Linked DNA regions of Homo sapiens: region 2 is linked to region 1. A link is an interaction called in ENCODE POLR2A ChIA-PET data of the cell type or tissue named here. Cell type or tissue: OCI-LY7. All regions are shown on one strand. Each heading gives the region's core, and the rest is flanking DNA. Links, peaks and the distances in the headings are about the cores only.

Region 1 (2,893 bases), core at 180-2,679:
TTAATAGAGACAGAGTTTCACTGCATTAGCGAGGATGGTCTCGATCTCCTGACCTCGCATCTGCCCGCCTCAGCCTCCCAATGTGCTGGGATTACAGGCGTGAGCCACCGCGCCCGGCCTTATGTATTTATTTTTTTGAGACAGAGTCTCGCTGTGTCGTCAGGCTAGAGTGCTGTGGCACGATCTCGGCTCACTGCAACCTCCAACTCCCTGGTTCAAAGGATTCTCCAGCCTCCACCTCCCGAGTAGCTGGGATTACAGGCGTGCACCACCACACCCAGCTAATTTTTGTATTTTTAGTAGAGACGGGGTTTCTCCATGTTGGTCAGCCTGGTCTCGAACTCCCGACCTCAGCTGATCCACCCGCCTTGGCCTCCCAAAGTGCTGGGATTACAGGCGTGAGCCACCGAGCCTGGCCAAACCATCACTTTTCATGAGCAGGGATGCACCCACTGGCACTCCTGCACCTCCCACCCTCCCCCTCGCCAAGTCCACCCCTTCCTTCCTCACCCCACATCCCCTCACCTACATTCTGCAACCACAGGGGCCTTCTCTCCCCTGTCCTTTCCCTACCCAGAGCCAAGTTTGTTTATCTGTTTACAACCAGTATTTACCTAGCAAGTCTTCCATCAGATAGCATTTGGAGAGCTGGGGGTGTCACAGTGAACCACGACCTCTAGGCCAGTGGGAGAGTCAGTCACACAAACTGTGAGTCCATGACTTGGGGCTTAGCCAGCACCCACCACCCCACGCGCCACCCCACAACCCCGGGTAGAGGAGTCTGAATCTGGAGCCGCCCCCAGCCCAGCCCCGTGCTTTTTGCGTCCTGGTGTTTGTTCCTTCCCGGTGCCTGTCACTCAAGCACACTAGTGACTATCGCCAGAGGGAAAGGGAGCTGCAGGAAGCGAGGCTGGAGAGCAGGAGGGGCTCTGCGCAGAAATTCTTTTGAGTTCCTATGGGCCAGGGCGTCCGGGTGCGCGCATTCCTCTCCGCCCCAGGATTGGGCGAAGCCCTCCGGCTCGCACTCGCTCGCCCGTGTGTTCCCCGATCCCGCTGGAGTCGATGCGCGTCCAGCGCGTGCCAGGCCGGGGCGGGGGTGCGGGCTGACTTTCTCCCTCGCTAGGGACGCTCCGGCGCCCGAAAGGAAAGGGTGGCGCTGCGCTCCGGGGTGCACGAGCCGACAGCGCCCGACCCCAACGGGCCGGCCCCGCCAGCGCCGCTACCGCCCTGCCCCCGGGCGAGCGGGATGGGCGGGAGTGGAGTGGCGGGTGGAGGGTGGAGACGTCCTGGCCCCCGCCCCGCGTGCACCCCCAGGGGAGGCCGAGCCCGCCGCCCGGCCCCGCGCAGGCCCCGCCCGGGACTCCCCTGCGGTCCAGGCCGCGCCCCGGGCTCCGCGCCAGCCAATGAGCGCCGCCCGGCCGGGCGTGCCCCCGCGCCCCAAGCATAAACCCTGGCGCGCTCGCGGGCCGGCACTCTTCTGGTCCCCACAGACTCAGAGAGAACCCACCATGGTGCTGTCTCCTGCCGACAAGACCAACGTCAAGGCCGCCTGGGGTAAGGTCGGCGCGCACGCTGGCGAGTATGGTGCGGAGGCCCTGGAGAGGTGAGGCTCCCTCCCCTGCTCCGACCCGGGCTCCTCGCCCGCCCGGACCCACAGGCCACCCTCAACCGTCCTGGCCCCGGACCCAAACCCCACCCCTCACTCTGCTTCTCCCCGCAGGATGTTCCTGTCCTTCCCCACCACCAAGACCTACTTCCCGCACTTCGACCTGAGCCACGGCTCTGCCCAGGTTAAGGGCCACGGCAAGAAGGTGGCCGACGCGCTGACCAACGCCGTGGCGCACGTGGACGACATGCCCAACGCGCTGTCCGCCCTGAGCGACCTGCACGCGCACAAGCTTCGGGTGGACCCGGTCAACTTCAAGGTGAGCGGCGGGCCGGGAGCGATCTGGGTCGAGGGGCGAGATGGCGCCTTCCTCTCAGGGCAGAGGATCACGCGGGTTGCGGGAGGTGTAGCGCAGGCGGCGGCTGCGGGCCTGGGCCGCACTGACCCTCTTCTCTGCACAGCTCCTAAGCCACTGCCTGCTGGTGACCCTGGCCGCCCACCTCCCCGCCGAGTTCACCCCTGCGGTGCACGCCTCCCTGGACAAGTTCCTGGCTTCTGTGAGCACCGTGCTGACCTCCAAATACCGTTAAGCTGGAGCCTCGGTAGCCGTTCCTCCTGCCCGCTGGGCCTCCCAACGGGCCCTCCTCCCCTCCTTGCACCGGCCCTTCCTGGTCTTTGAATAAAGTCTGAGTGGGCAGCAGCCTGTGTGTGCCTGGGTTCTCTCTATCCCGGAATGTGCCAACAATGGAGGTGTTTACCTGTCTCAGACCAAGGACCTCTCTGCAGCTGCATGGGGCTGGGGAGGGAGAACTGCAGGGAGTATGGGAGGGGAAGCTGAGGTGGGCCTGCTCAAGAGAAGGTGCTGAACCATCCCCTGTCCTGAGAGGTGCCAGGCCTGCAGGCAGTGGCTCAGAAGCTGGGGAGGAGAGAGGCATCCAGGGTTCTACTCAGGGAGTCCCAGCATCGCCACCCTCCTTTGAAATCTCCCTGGTTGAACCCAGTTAACATACGCTCTCCATCAAAACAAAACGAAACAAAACAAACTAGCAAAATAGGCTGTCCCCAGTGCAAGTGCAGGTGCCAGAACATTTCTCTCATTCCCACCCCTTCCTGCCAGAGGGTAGGTGGCTGGAGTGAGGGTGCTGGCCCTACTCACACTTCCTGTGTCACGGTGACCCTCTGAGAGCAGCCCAGTCAGTGGGGAAGGAGGAAGGGGCTGGGATGCTCACAGCCGGCAGCCCACACCTGGGGAGACTCTTCAGCAGAGCACCTTGCGGCCTTACTCCT
Region 2 (2,893 bases), core at 275-2,774, 88 kb before region 1:
TCATGAAGCCGGGGACCCTGTACGTGTACATCATTTACGGCATGTACTTCTGCATGAACATCTCCAGCCAGGGTGAGCAGTGCTGGGGCACGGGGGGTTGGAGGGCCGGCAGAGCCCTGTCCGCTAGCAGCCAGGGGACCACTAGGAGGACTGAGGTGGGGCCAGCATTTGAGCGAGGAGGTGCCACTTCCAGGCCAGGCCAGGGTTTCGGGAGCTCTGGCTACGCTGACGGGGCAGGGCTGGTTAGGTTAAAGGGGTAGAAAGGGCCGGGTGGGGCCGGGCGCGGTGGCTCACGCCTGTCATCCCAGCACTTCGGGAGGCCGAGGCGGGCGGATCACCTGAGGTCAGGAGTTCGACACCAGCCTGGCCAACACGGTGAAACTCTGTCTCTACCAAAAATACAAAAATTAGCTGGGTGTGGTAGTGGGCTCCTGTAATCCCAGCTACTAGGGAGGCGGAGGCAGGAGAATCGCTTGAACCCGGGAGGCGGAGGTTGCAGGGAGCCAAGATCGCGCCATTGCACTCCAGCCTGGGTGACAGAGCGAGACTCCATCTCAAAAAAAAAAAAAAAGGAAAGGAAAAGAAAGGGTTGGTTGGAGTGGAGGCAGAAAGAAGGCCGAGGACACAGTGTCGCCTGCCCTTGACGGAGGCAGCACATGAGGATGAGAAGCTGATTGGAGAAGAGGATGACTGCAGTGCTAAGAGCAGCGTGGTCAGGTTGCCAAGGATGGAGCAGTGGGCACAGCAGGGGGACTTAGGGTCGGCGGAGGAGTCGGTGAGGAAAGGGAGGTTTGGCAGGAAGTGATCAAAGGGGTCATGTTTTTGTCAGGATGTGGGACTTGGATGTGTTCTGTGTGAAGGAGCCAGGGCACGGGGCTGTGGTGATGAGGGCGGCCAGGCTTTGACTCATTTGCAGGCGGCTCTGTGGGGGCTCAGTGAGACAACGAGGGGCGTGTGCCCTGCACCCACAGGGATGTAGAGGGTCCTGCTCCTCCCTACTGAGGTGGGTCAGGGTGGGCAGCAGGCACCCCACCTGGTGAGCTGGAAGCAGCGTGGGAATCACAGAATGGACGGGAACTTAAAGGCTTTGCTTGGCCTGGATTTTATCTTGAAATACTTTTGACAGCTGGCTGGTTGAGGGTATCTGCTCACAGGAACGCCGCATTTGCTGGCTTTGTCCACTAGTGCTCGCCCCTGGCTGCTGATGCGGAGCCTCACGTGGCCGCAGCCCAAGAGTAGGGACTGGCTTGGCCACCTCCAGGCTAAGCTTCGGACTCCCAGGTGGCTGGGAGGGCCAGGGGTGCACAGGTGCATCAGAGCAGGTGCTGCCTTGCTGGAGGGCCAGGGCTCTTCTGGCCAGGGTCCAGGTCATCATTGTCCCCAGCCAGGAATCCAAGGGGCCTTTCCAAACCTGCAGGGCAGAGGGAATTCGGGTATCTGTGCTTGAGTGAGCCCCTGGGCCCAGGAGCCTTCGCTTGCTGTCTCTGTTTCTCAAGGGGCCTGGCCTGGTGAGGGAGGGGGCTAGGCTGGAGGAGGGATCCCAAGGGAGGTGAGGGGGCTTTGTCAGCCTCCTCCTGCCCTGCCTGTGCAGGGTGTTGCAGTCAGTCCTTCCACTGAGTCATTGCATGGGCTCTCCCAACATCCGGTGCACACTGGCAGCTGCTCTAAGCCAACTCCTAGCCCCCACCACTTGACCAACACAAACACTGAGTGGGTGAGGCAGAAGGGGAGCGCTGGGGCCTGGCTAGGCCAAGGCTTCCTGCTTCCTGGCTGAATGATCGCACCCGAGGACTGGCTCTCTGGAGCTTCCTTTGCTGGCTTTATAGCTGCTGCCAGTCACAAGACCAGGGGAAGCCAGGTGGAAAGGAACTGATACCCAGCATTTGTCATGTGTTTTTAACAGTCTGGCTTTGTGGGGGCGGCCACAGTGGGGGAGGCCCTGCCTGGTGGTGGAAGCCAGAGGTGCCCACAGGAGGCACACCTCATGGTGCAGGCTTGGAGGATGGCAAGGTAGGCAGAGGGGTCTGGACACAGTGAGGTGCAGCCCCCTCCCACCAGGTCAGACCCAGGAGATGGTGCAGGTGCACAGAGCAGGTCCCTGGCCCAGGCAGGAAGGCAGCTGCACCCTCCCTGCAGCACAGGATGTCTGGATGTGTACTAGGGCAGAGAGGACAGGAGCCTAGGGAGGCTCCACTTCCAAACTGTCCGTCCCACAGGGGACGGGGCTTGCGTCTTGCTGCGAGCACTGGAGCCCCTGGAAGGTCTGGAGACCATGCGTCAGCTTCGCAGCACCCTCCGGAAAGGCACCGCCAGCCGTGTCCTCAAGGACCGCGAGCTCTGCAGTGGCCCCTCCAAGCTGTGCCAGGCCCTGGCCATCAACAAGAGCTTTGACCAGAGGGACCTGGCACAGGATGAAGCTGTATGGCTGGAGCGTGGTCCCCTGGAGCCCAGTGAGCCGGCTGTAGTGGCAGCAGCCCGGGTGGGCGTCGGCCATGCAGGGGAGTGGGCCCGGAAACCCCTCCGCTTCTATGTCCGGGGCAGCCCCTGGGTCAGTGTGGTCGACAGAGTGGCTGAGCAGGACACACAGGCCTGAGCAAAGGGCCTGCCCAGACAAGATTTTTTAATTGTTTAAAAACCGAATAAATGTTTTATTTCTAGAAAACTGTGCCTTAGCCAGAGCTCCTCTAGGTGATCAACCCATGTCTGGAGCTAGCTCTTCCTCCAGGACACGAGAGCTGGGGGCCTGAGTACGTAGCGCCAGGCCCGGTGTGGATGCTGGGGAGAATCATCAGTGTGGGAGCCGAAAGCCCCCGAGGGTGGGGTCCTGCACAGTGGGCCATGCCTCCACCAGCAAGATGTGCACAGGTGACAGGGCTTCTCCAGCCTAGCAGGG

Evidence for each region. Peaks named below come from ENCODE experiments on the same cell type or tissue, not always from the same donor. Only the 100,000 strongest peaks of a DNase experiment are listed, where the experiment ranks them.
Region 2: POLR2A ChIA-PET joins it to region 1 with 7 read pairs; 8 of 35 experiments call an interaction of 5 or more read pairs at or near these places.

The regions. Positions count from the first base shown.
Region 1 is chr16:171,405-174,297 of GRCh38, forward strand. It overlaps HBA2 (hemoglobin subunit alpha 2), which reads left to right and starts at 1,472. Exons shown (of 3, transcript NM_000517.6): 1 at 1,472-1,603; 2 at 1,721-1,925; 3 at 2,068-2,306. The coding sequence starts at 1,509. The coding sequence ends at 2,196. RefSeq lists enhancers at 461-1,201, 1,941-2,680, 2,681-2,893. In OCI-LY7, for the core only: no CTCF peak of the experiment used is centred there; no DNase peak of the experiment used is centred there.
Region 2 is chr16:83,185-86,077 of GRCh38, forward strand. MPG (N-methylpurine DNA glycosylase) reads left to right here. Exons shown (of 4, transcript NM_001015052.3): 3 at 1-72; 4 at 2,217-2,662. The coding sequence ends at 2,593. It overlaps NPRL3 (NPR3 like, GATOR1 complex subunit), which reads right to left. Exons shown (of 14, transcript NM_001077350.3): 14 at 2,202-2,893. Among named protein-coding and RNA genes, the nearest start is that of MPG, 6.4 kb to the left of the region's middle. RefSeq lists enhancers at 424-1,279, 1,987-2,106 and a silencer at 1,827-1,886. In OCI-LY7, for the core only: no CTCF peak of the experiment used is centred there; a DNase peak (open chromatin) is centred at 1,757; H3K27ac peaks cover 2,004 bases.